Regions from separate parts of the Homo sapiens genome. Here region 1 is linked to region 2. The links are chromatin contacts, found by Hi-C or POLR2A ChIA-PET in ENCODE. All regions are on one chromosome and are shown on one strand. The core of a region is the stretch at or near the end of the contact, and the rest is flanking DNA. Distances in the headings are between cores, read along the strand shown.

The links. A loop is a pair of places that touch in the nucleus more often than their neighbours do. ChIA-PET counts read pairs that join two places held with the same protein, here RNA polymerase II (POLR2A). Pooled maps may share reads with other maps.
Region 1: a loop to region 2 is called in a map of left cardiac atrium, with 2.7 times the contacts of the local background. The contact joins two enhancer-like sites. A Hi-C loop is called at or near these places in 12 of 168 maps with a recorded cell type or tissue (adrenal gland, breast epithelium, colonic mucosa and 8 more) and 4 of 50 pooled maps. POLR2A ChIA-PET finds 5 or more read pairs at or near these places in 4 of 52 experiments (H1, K562, MCF 10A and 1 more).

Annotation. Positions count from the first base shown.
Region 1 is chr1:61,040,013-61,045,572 of GRCh38, forward strand. No RefSeq gene overlaps it. Among named protein-coding and RNA genes, the nearest start is that of NFIA, 40 kb to the right of the region's middle. Within about 2 kb of position 3,604, at least 19 of the 41 ENCODE cell types and tissues checked have a DNase peak (open chromatin) inside an H3K27ac peak, as active enhancers do; they include adrenal gland, heart right ventricle and psoas muscle, where a contact is called at or near this core.
Region 2 is chr1:60,988,409-60,993,681 of GRCh38, forward strand. No RefSeq gene overlaps it. Among named protein-coding and RNA genes, the nearest start is that of NFIA-AS2, 20 kb to the left of the region's middle. Within about 2 kb of position 1,728, at least 12 of the 41 ENCODE cell types and tissues checked have a DNase peak (open chromatin) inside an H3K27ac peak, as active enhancers do; they include adrenal gland, heart right ventricle and psoas muscle, where a contact is called at or near this core.

The DNA of each region.
Region 1 (5,560 bases), core at 2,354-4,853, 53 kb after region 2:
CTAAATATTTGAACAGTTCATGATTATTTCCTTAGGATTAACTCCTAAAAGTAGAACAGATAATCAGAAGATATAAGGCATTATATATACTGACAAGTTACCCTCCAGAAGAGGATTACCAATGTACATTTCTACTAGCAGTGTTAGAGAGTGATATTGTTCCCTTCCGACAACCAGATTGGAGCTACTAAGCAATTAGTCGCATACCAACATAAATGAGATTTACCATCTTAAAACAATTTTAAAAGGATTTTTAAAGTTTTCTGTCCTGGATTTTGCCATGATTGTAACTGATTTCTCCCTTAATAAGGAAAATAAGCCATCAGCTCAGAGACCAGAGGGATTTAGGAGCTTAGCAATAAACCATCAACCATTTCCTCTACTGGGAGTCTGTATAAAAGTTGGTTTATTGTCATGGAATATGATGCAGCCATAAAAACAAATGAGATGGCACTCAACTCACAGAAAGTAATCTCTAATGATGGGCTTTCCAACGCTATATGGCCCCTATACTAAGGAAGTAGCTGGCATCTCTCATTTTATGCCCCCATACATCTACCCAAACTGAGGAAAGAGAAATTCTACAATATCAATATGGAGAAGGAAGGCTATGGTTCTCTGTGTACTTTATAAAGAGTATTTTGTTCTATGCTCATTATTGTATATCCTGGGAAGCCTAATTTTAGTTTTATTTGAAGATGAAGAAAGAGAAACATTAAGCCACACATGCTTTTCATTTTTTGTACAAATTTATGGTGTATGTGTGCAATTTTTTTGTTTTTCTGTTGGTTTTGTTTTGCTTTGTTTTGTTTTTTTTGAGATGGAGTCTCACTCTGTTGCCCAGGCTGTAGTGCAGTGACACGATATTGACTCACTGCAACTTCTGTCTGCTGGGTTCAAGCGATTCTCCTGCCTCAACCTCCAGAGTATCTGAGATTACAGGTGCCTGCCACCACGTCTGGCTAATTCTTGTATTTTTAGTAGAGATGGGGTTTCACCATGATGGCCAGGCTGGTCTAAAACTCTTGGCCTCAGTGATCTGTTAGTCTTGGCCTCCCAAAGTGCTGGGATTATCGGTGTGAGCCATGGTGCCCAGCTGCAACTTTGTTACATGCATAGATTGCAATGTGGTCAAGTCAGGGCATTTAGGCTATCAATCACCCGAATAATGTATATTGTATGCATTAACTAATTTCTTATCACCCCCCCCCCTTATTCTCTCACCTGTCTGAGTATCCACTGTCCATCATTCCACTCTGTATGTCTATGTGTACACATTTTTAACACTCACTTATGAATGAGAACATACAATATTTGACACACATGCCTTCTAAACTAGGTATTGATGAAATAAAAACTTAGTTTCAAAGGCTTATTTTTCTTGGTGTATTCACTGTTGTGGAATTACCCTGTGGAAATAGCAGATAGCTGCTTCTGGAATGTATCGTGACATAAACCGATAAATTCAGCAAAGACATCTACCTGTCAACTGACTTTTATACTCCAATTATGTTATTTTAGTTTTATTTCTAAATATTATTAGACAATAATTAGAAATATTAAATTATTGGCCGGGCGCGGTGGCTCACACCTGTAATCCCAGCACTTTGGGAGGAGGGCGGATCACAAGGTCAGGAGATCGAGACCATCCTGGCTAACACAGTGAAACCCCGTCTCTACTAAAAATAGAAAAAATTAGCCGCGGGTGCTGGTGGGCGCCTGTAGTCCCAGCTACACAGGAGGCTGAGGCAGGAGAATGGCGTGAGCCCGAGAGTCGGAGCTTGCAGTGAGCCGAGATCACACTACTGCACTCCAGCCTGGGCGACAGAGCGAGACTCCTTCTCAAAAAAAAAAAAAAAAAAAGAAAAGAAAAGAAATATTAAATTATTAAGGCCCTGGTTTAATCCATGAGACAGTAGATTACAGCGGTAAATAGCATGAGCTCTGGGGTCAGACCGTAGGAGTTTGGGAAAGTGACTTCTAGACAACTTTGAGCAAATTACTTAGCATCTCTATGTCTGGGCTTCCTAATCTGGAGAATGAGGATGACAGTGGTACACATTTCAGATGGTTGCTTTGAGGATTAAATGAGATAATACCTGTAAAGTTTAGAACAATGCCAGGCACATGGTAAGGCTTGGAGTTAGTTATTGTAGAAGGGGCTCTATAAATAAATGTTTAATTGAAAAAAATCAACAGTCCAACTGGGGGTGGCAGTTAACCACTCTTACCCCAAAATGGAAACCTCTTGCTATTGGAATAACTTTCCAGAATAAAATATATGAAAGAAAACTTGATGAAATACAGGCATTAAATGTTATCACATAACCATCCGTAAATTCTGGGTTTCCACAAAGCAGTTCTTCCGAATCATAATTAAGGGTTTGAAAGTCAAATGATTTAACTGCTAGTTTTAATTACCTCTTGGTGAACTTTAGTGTGTTAGAATTGTCACAACTTTCCTTGAGGATTACTCTGAAGTCAAGCAATACAGTGGGAAATTATTAACTCCTACTTTGGTACAGCAATTATCTGCATTACAAGGTTTATGCAATTAGCTGTTTAAGATGTCATTATATTTTGCCATCTGGTACACAGGAGTTTATGCATATGAACAGGCACGTGTTGAAGTGATTTTCACTATATGACTTGTTCTCAACCCAAGTCATCGCTCTAATGAGGGGAAGTTGCCGTGCACCGTACATTAGTGGCAGGTGCACACTATCAAGCTTCATTTTCATCGAAGACCTTCATTTTTCCATTTTAAAGTATTCTGCACAAGTGCTGGAAAATTAATTAGTCGTTCTCAATTGAACAACGCCTGCAGACGTGTTCTTTAGCAGTTAGGCGGGGGCACGGCTTCAGGTAGGGGCCACTCCTCCTCCTCACCCGGACGGCTGCAAGGAACCCTCATTCTGTGCAAAGCCAGGGCGCAATCCTGTGCAGTAAACCTCCCCTCGCGAAGAGGGAAGCGGGGTTCGCTGTTGCACCCCAGGCCGAGCGCCCTAGGGGAGAGGGCGCCGCAGCGAGTCCCGAGATCCGAGCCCGGCCTCGACGCCGGAGCGCTCCCGGAGCTGGTCCTTGCCCGAAGCGCATTAAAACGGCGCCCTCTGGTGTCAGCTCGCGGCGGCCGGGTAAAAGCAGTGGCGCTGGGGGTAGAGTTCTACTCGCCACCCTGTTCGCAAACTGAAAGATCCCCGAGTTTAGAAAGTGTCTTGCCGCTCTGCGGACGCTGTGTCCGCGGCCCCGCTGTCGCGCAGAGCTGGGCTGCGATCAGAAAGTCCGGCTCCCCTGGCCCCAGACAGTGGCTCCCGGGGGAACCAGCGTGGAGGGTGAGGAGGGACCTGGCCTTCGAAGGCAGGAAGGACAGAACCCCCAAGCCACGACGGCAGCGGGGCGCGGGGACGGCCGGGCTCCAGCCACAGAGGCCCGAACTCGGCCCGCACTGCCCGGCGGCAGGCCGCGAAGGAGCCCCGGGTAGTGGGGGCGGCAGGAAGGAGAGGCGCGCAGGGCCTTCGGGGCCTCCCCAAGCCCCGGGCTCCCGTCTGGGCTTTGTGGGTTGGCGGTGTCTGAATCGCCGACGGGCCGAGCCGTGCCGGGAAGGCGCGCGGCCCCGCGCGGGCACCTGGCCGAGGCCGCCCCGCGCTGCCATTGAAATGTGACACTGATGAACGAGCTAGGCCCGCGGCTTTCTTTGGGAGAGTTGGAAGTCGCCAGCCGCGAGATCTGGGGCTCTCAGGTTCCCTGGGAAACGTTCTCCCCGCACCCCACTGCCTCCACCTTCGGCACTATTGCTATCCTCTCCCATTTCCCCCCAACACACACACACACACACACACACACACACACACACACACACCCCTCACGCGTTTTCGAGTGCCAGACCAAGAGTCTTAAGTTCAGCTCCAGGAAGACAGGGTAGTGGCGGGAAAGAACATTCTGACGACGGGGAAGTTTGAGTTGGTTGGGGCTGAGTCAATAAAGTCGCCCCTTGAGCCTTTTGTTTTGAGGCTTTGATTGCAACGGCGCCTTTCGCCTTTTATATTTGGGGCCTGGTGGGTGACAGTGAGGGGACAGAGGAAGGGGACGAAGCACGTGGAACCTGGCCCCTTTTGGGATGTTTCTGCACCAGCTTTTGTTGGGGGAGAGGATGGGAAGGGAAGGAGGGAGAGTGGGTGCCTTACAGGCAACCAGCAAGGATTTCTTGAGAGACAACAACGTGCGGAGCACTGAATCAGGCACCAGCAGCGCTTATTGAGAATGAGAATAGGATCTTGCAAGCTGATTAGCGAGAGAAAAATTCAAAAAAGGGACAAATTGGTTAGATTAAGTATCCAAATAGATGCAGCAAAGCTGAGTAAACAAATCAAGGATGGGTATTGGAATTGGCTAGTGGAGTCTCAGAGCATCTGTGTGTGGACATCTCCGTGAGTCCATTGCAGTTCAGAGGTTGTTCTATGTAGGCTCAGCCTAGAAAACAGATACTTAATAAAGTTCGAGATGACGTTGTCAAAAAAAAAGAGCCAATCATTCCGGTTGGAAGATAAAGTTGGACAAGTAAATCAAGCCCAGACTGAGAAGGCTGAGGGGCCCAGAATCTAACGGATAATCTACTGGCTTTGGGGCCAGACTAGCACAGAAGCAGCCCTATCCAAGCCTCTTAGGAATTGTAACTATGAGTCTCTGTTTCCCTCCGTGAAATGGGGATAATTATGCCTTGGTATTGTGAGGATTACACAGGGTTAAATGAGACAATGTCCTTGGGCCTAAATACTTTTGGTATTGATATAACCCCTCCTTCTCTTTCAACCATTTCAGAATCGTTCCCATGATCCCTAGGCTCTGGGCATCTTCAGGAGTTCTTCAAATAAATATGTGACTATGCCCATCTTGTTTATGTTCAGTCAGCTCTGTTGCCTCAGACACTCAGCAGTCCATGTTTTACTGATACCTTTTGGAGCCTCTAAATTATTTGAAAACACTGAGTTTTTACTACAGGCTTCGGTAATTGACTTTCGGAGTAACCGGCCCATGAGACTGGTCCATTTAATGTCAATAATAAGTAATATCAGTTTATTAGACTCTCACCAGTGGCCCTTACTGAACATTCCATCCTCCATGATCAAGAGCAGCAGTTCAGCTTCTTAAGCAAATCTTATTCCTGTCTGTTGTAAAAAGTCATTTCACTGTAATAAGTATCTGCTTTCCCAAAGCTGAAACTACACAGAACAGCCTGTGCCCTGCAATTGACTCAGGGAGATACCCACATTCTGAAGTACTGAGACTGGGACTTGGGAAGGTCAATGCTCTGATTCAACACAGGTGATATGAAGAACAGTAATGAGTTTCAAAGTGGCCTATAGGCCTGGTGCGGTGGCTGACACCTGTAATCCCAGCACATTGGGAGGCCAAGGCAGGTGAATGGTCATAAGTTCGAGACTAGCCTGGCCAACATGGTGAAATCCTGTCTCTACCAAAAATACAAAAATTAGCCGGGCGTAGTGGTACATGCCTATAATCCCAGCTACTCGGGAGGCTGAGTGAGGCAGGAGAATTGCTT
Region 2 (5,273 bases), core at 478-2,977:
GGGCAGCATAGAGAAAGAGGGATTCTGGACCCAAGATGAATAGATGTTGGTCCTCCACCCTCAACCTGGTCACAGTCCAGTAAGGGACACACTGCTATGCCAGTAGTTGCAGCCATTGTGTTTGAAGCCTGAGCAGCCTCCTATGCCACATCGAGAGAGCTGAACCGGGGGTGTGCTGGTCAGTGTTAAACAACCAGCTGTCCAGGGGGAAAGAAGCCCTAATTTGCAGCTCTTACCAATTTCTGTGATGTAAATGCTTCCCACTTGATCAATTTCAAGCTGCCAACATGACCTCACGGAACAGAAGAGATGCGCAAGTAGCTCGCTGCCACACAGCCGCCATGGATGAAGTCACCTTGAGAGTCTGGAACATGGTAAAATATAATAAAGTAATTTGGAGGCAATGATTTTTGTGTATTTATTAACTGTTTTAAATATATTTTATTTAATTGAGAATTGATACCATTTAATTTTTAATAGTGGCTGTGTTTGACGACCAGCTTACAAAATTTCTGTAGCTTTTAACAGTTGGCCCTCATGAGCAGTTGCAATCCACTCCAGTGCACCACTGGGACGACTTCACTTGGATAGAGGGCTGACCAGTGCAACAGTGTCAGAACAGGGATTCCAGGTGGCAATTCAAGAGGCCAGATGTGAACTGACAGCTTACTTGAAGCCATCTGGAATGGTAAGAAATACAGGACTAGGCCAAGCCAATATTTACAGAGAGCTGAAAGCCAGACACATAGGAGATAAAGTCCTAACACTAGACCAAAAGAGCTGAAGGCAGACTTCACAAAGAACATGCAGATCAGAACAGGGCTGGGGCCAACTCCTGTTTAAAAAAAGAATAGTTCAGGAACAAGTGAGGAGGGTTTTGGAATGTGTCACAGATATCTGTGAGACCTACACCGCTCACATGTATTAGTGACTAATCATGATAATTGCTCAAGTTTATTGAGCACTTAATGTAGACCAGGTGCAGTTTTAAGTGCTTTACATAGTCGATCTCACTATTGATAGCTCCATTTTACAGATGCAACAGGCAGCCTAACCCCAGAGGAGACTGTGGTTGTACCTGCTATGCAGTACAGGTACATGTGTGTGTTAGACGGGTTTAAAATGTCATAGAGAAGGCAAAAAATACATGAAGAAATACTCCAAAGTGGAATAAACACCTGATTCCCAGACAATGCTCAAATACTTGGTGTAAAATAATATGTGCATTTAGAGATATCACCACAATTGACTACAAAGGGAGGAAGCAAATTGTTAAGTTCAGCAATGGTTGATCTTACCTTTGGTGAACCAGATGCACTGTGAATACACTGGGAGGAAATACAACTATAGTCCCTGCCTTCTTGAAGCCCCAGTTTTTACTCCCTCTTTCTCATACCCAACCATTGGAACTGACACTAAGAGCTGTCCTTGCTTCCTGAATCTCCTTCCTCCAATCACAGTGGCTTTGCTTCTCCTTTCTCCAAGGCCAGCAACTGCAAGTCAGCCCAACCTATGCCCAACCCCAGACCCTGGTCCAGCCCTTGTAGCCCAGCTTGAGCACAGCCCTGGGTCCTTGCTTGCCTGTGAAAGAATATTCCAGCCTGTGAGCTCCTTGAGGTTTTACGGGATTTCTTTCAGAGGACCCAGCCCAGTGCTGGGTGCAATAGATACATATTGAACTAAAAATAGAGGCTGCCTGAGCAGAGGGAAGACGTTATCACAGTTTCATATTTATTAGGCCTTTTCATTTTATGATTCACCACGTGGGACACAGGCCAACAGCCCCTCTTCCCTTAGGAAGTGGCCTTCTAACTCAGAATGACACAGTATTACATATTCCCAACAGGGAACCACAAATGCCTCACAAATGTTTCAGGCTGGCTGGAAGCTTTATATTGAGTCTCAAGGAGTGTTTTCTTTGCAGTTTTGTCTTTGAATAGCTGGTGCATGTGAGGAAGAACTATCAGGAAGGGCCATTATTGCGCATGTGCTGTGCTTCGGGGAAGTGAGTGTCAAGTCTCACCCACTGATCTGGGAAAGTTTCCATGAATTCATTTTCCTCTCACCCCCAGCGATGCTCTGTTTGCTAACTCAAGCAAGGGGAAAGGTCTGTTTTCAATTAGGACCTCTCAAAAAAGTGTTTTTAAATGGCCTGTAAAAATAATCCAATAAAGGCCTCAGAGGTGTGAGCTGTTGTCATCATCCTGTTTGGAAAACGTCACTCAGAATGCACCCTAAAGTGAGGGAGGGAGGTTGTGATGCCTTAAAAAAAATTAATTTGTGAAATGAACCTGCAGGATTAGTTGTCCGCCTTTGTGCCCAGCTTTAATATGTCCTCAACCAGGGAAATCCGAGGCTTTGGATTATTAGCCGGGTTGGATCACGTTACCCTGTTTGGCTCTGCAGAAATCACACTTTTCATTTTGCCTTTAATCCTAAAGGTCACCGGGAAGGTCAGCCCCAAACACAAATGATACTTTGTGGTCTTACTTTCAGACAATTATCAACTCATAAATCTTGGTCAGACTGTAATGAGAGCGCGAGGAATAATTGAATTCAGTCCAGACTCACAGGGTCGGAGGGAGCAGAGAACTGGAAGGGGAGGGGACAGACAGAGGGAGGGGGTTCAGGGCCTGGGAGCCAGAAAGTCTTCCCTCCAGCACTGCAGATTTTCCCATTTGTCCTTGTTAAATCACTGTGTTTTGAAATTTGGATGGATATGAGTGAAGCCATTAAAGATGGGGATGGTTCATTGGTAGCTCAGAAAATAGAGCGTAAGATTCTTAAAAGAGCACAAGTCTAAAGGCAGCAAGTTGACAAGAAGGAAAGACTAGAAAAGGAGTCAGGGGACTGAGGTGCTGAGTACCCCAGTTCAGCCAGTTTCCAGGCTGTGTGGCCCTGGGAGAACCATTTCACCTCTCTGTCCTGAGAATGGGGCTGCTGGCCCCTCCCACATCCCAAGATTGTCATAAGGATCACATGAGATAATAAACTGAAAAGTTTACAAACTCACAGAAAGAGACAACATTCTTAAGCACATTAACTGAGCTTGATTCATCAACAATAATTTTAAGAAAATCCTGTTGGCTCTGTATTCCAAACATGTCTACACCTTGCCTACTTCTCACCAGCTCTACCACTCCCATCCAGGCCCAATCCAGCATTATCTTTCACCTGGATTATTGGAATAGTACTCAAATCAGTCTTTCTTTCCACATATGACTCCTCCATAATCCAGTTTCTTTTAAATGTGTCAGGCGATTCTTCTGATCAAAACCCTTCAATGGTTCCCCATTTCACAGGGATAAAAGCCCAATCTCAAGATCACCTACGAGACAACCCCACAGTACCTGGAGCCCGTTCCTGCCCTGATCTCATCTCCCACTGCTCTGCCCCTTGCCCAGTCTCCTCCAGCCACACCAGTCTCTTTGTTGCCCCTCGCACCTGCAGGGCACGCTCCTGCCCTTAGCCTGGAATGCATTTCATGCAGACTCACACATGACTTGCTCATCTTCCTCTACTCTTTGCTCAGGCCTCACATTGCCTGTCTGCTCTATTTAAAATTGCATCACGGCCACCTAACTTACTTATTATGTTTATTGTCCCTCTTCCTCCTATTAGAATGTATGCTCCTTGAGGACAGGATTTGAGCTTCTTTTCTTTACTCCAGTTCTTACGAGGGCCTGGCGTGGAGCACACACTCCGTATTTGCCAAACTGGAAAGAAAACTTGATTTCTATCTGGCTAGAGCTCTTGTTGATGTGGCCATTTAGATGCTGAATTGCCTAATAATGCTACCTGACTTCTCCAATCATTTTTCCGGAAAATCTTGCATCAAGTTTGGGTGATTTGCTGGATTTTATCAATCTGTGTGCTCTCCAGAACACCATGCACCATATTTGGTCTCAGTTTTATTGTTCTATTGGCTCTACTTAGCACATCTGGCTCTGCCAAGGGACACAGTTGGGCCAGCTGTCCAACATTCCAGGGCAAGCTACAGGAGAAGGGTGTGATGGTGGGAAAGGAAAGAAAAGAAGGGCCTGTGCACCACTTGCCATCATAACCAACCTGCTTACACCCATGAGAATCTGCTGCAATACATACCAAACTGTCAACACTAATAACAGAAAGGGAAGGAATCAAATGGTCTTTGGCTTGAAATTACAAGCATTTTTGTTTTTCAACACCAAGCATTGTAAGTTAGCATGTATCTTACATAGTGACAGCACTTTATAGGTATATACGGTTTCATTTCACCCTTATTCCAATAGGGTAGGTGTATTGGTATCTTTATACTATAGACAAGGAAACAGATTACATAGTAAGTCCTTGGAAGGGTCATGTCTTTCCATTGCAAGTGAATTTAGCTTAGCTGGTACAAGCAACAACCCCAACAAATGTCCCCTCCCTCATATTCTACAGTTTAGAATTCTGCTGCAGACAGAATGATGTCTGTCTGTTCTGCTTCCTCAGCTTACCAACTAGGGTGAAGGCTGTTTGAGAACAGTAACCATGTCATATCTCCAAGGCTCTGGCAAGGTTTTTGGCCCAAAGAAGTTTTGCAATTGTGCCAGGGGCTACAGTAAGAAGTAAATAAAAGATAAGCCCTATGAAGAAAAAAACCAAAAGGATGCTGAGAAAGAGAATAGCTTCATTGAGGGTGATCTACTTTGGACAGAGTATCCAAGGAAGGCACTCCTAAAGAGTTCACAATTTAAGCTGAGACCTAACACATGACTATCTGCTCCCTGGCAGATGACCTTGGCAGGACAAAGATAACTGATAGCTACCTGTCAGCTTACCCGTATAGGAGTGAAGATTGTGTGCATTTTGAGAACAGGACTTTCTGAAAAAGGAAATGGGCAGGGGGAAAGGAATGGAGCTGCACATGCTTGGTTTTTCCTTTCATTCAAGGAATATGTATTGAGATCTACTATGTGGCTGGCTGCTCTAGGCACTAAGACTATGACCGAAACTCATGGTGCATATATTTAACAAAGGAGAGAGACATAGTCCATTAAACATGTAAGATGCTGGTGATAGCTCCTACAAATATAAACTAAACAGGATAAGAAGGGATAGAGAATGACAGAGGTGGGAGTAGGGAGAAAGGGTAACTGTTAGATAGAGTCAGGGAAGGCCATACTCAGGAAGTCACATTTCTACAGAAGCCCAAATGTAGAGAGGGAATGAGCCATGCCAAGTTTTCAGGAGAAGAGGTGGTTAGAAAATATTTTAGCAGAAGCAACAGAAAATGCAAAGAGTCTGAGAAA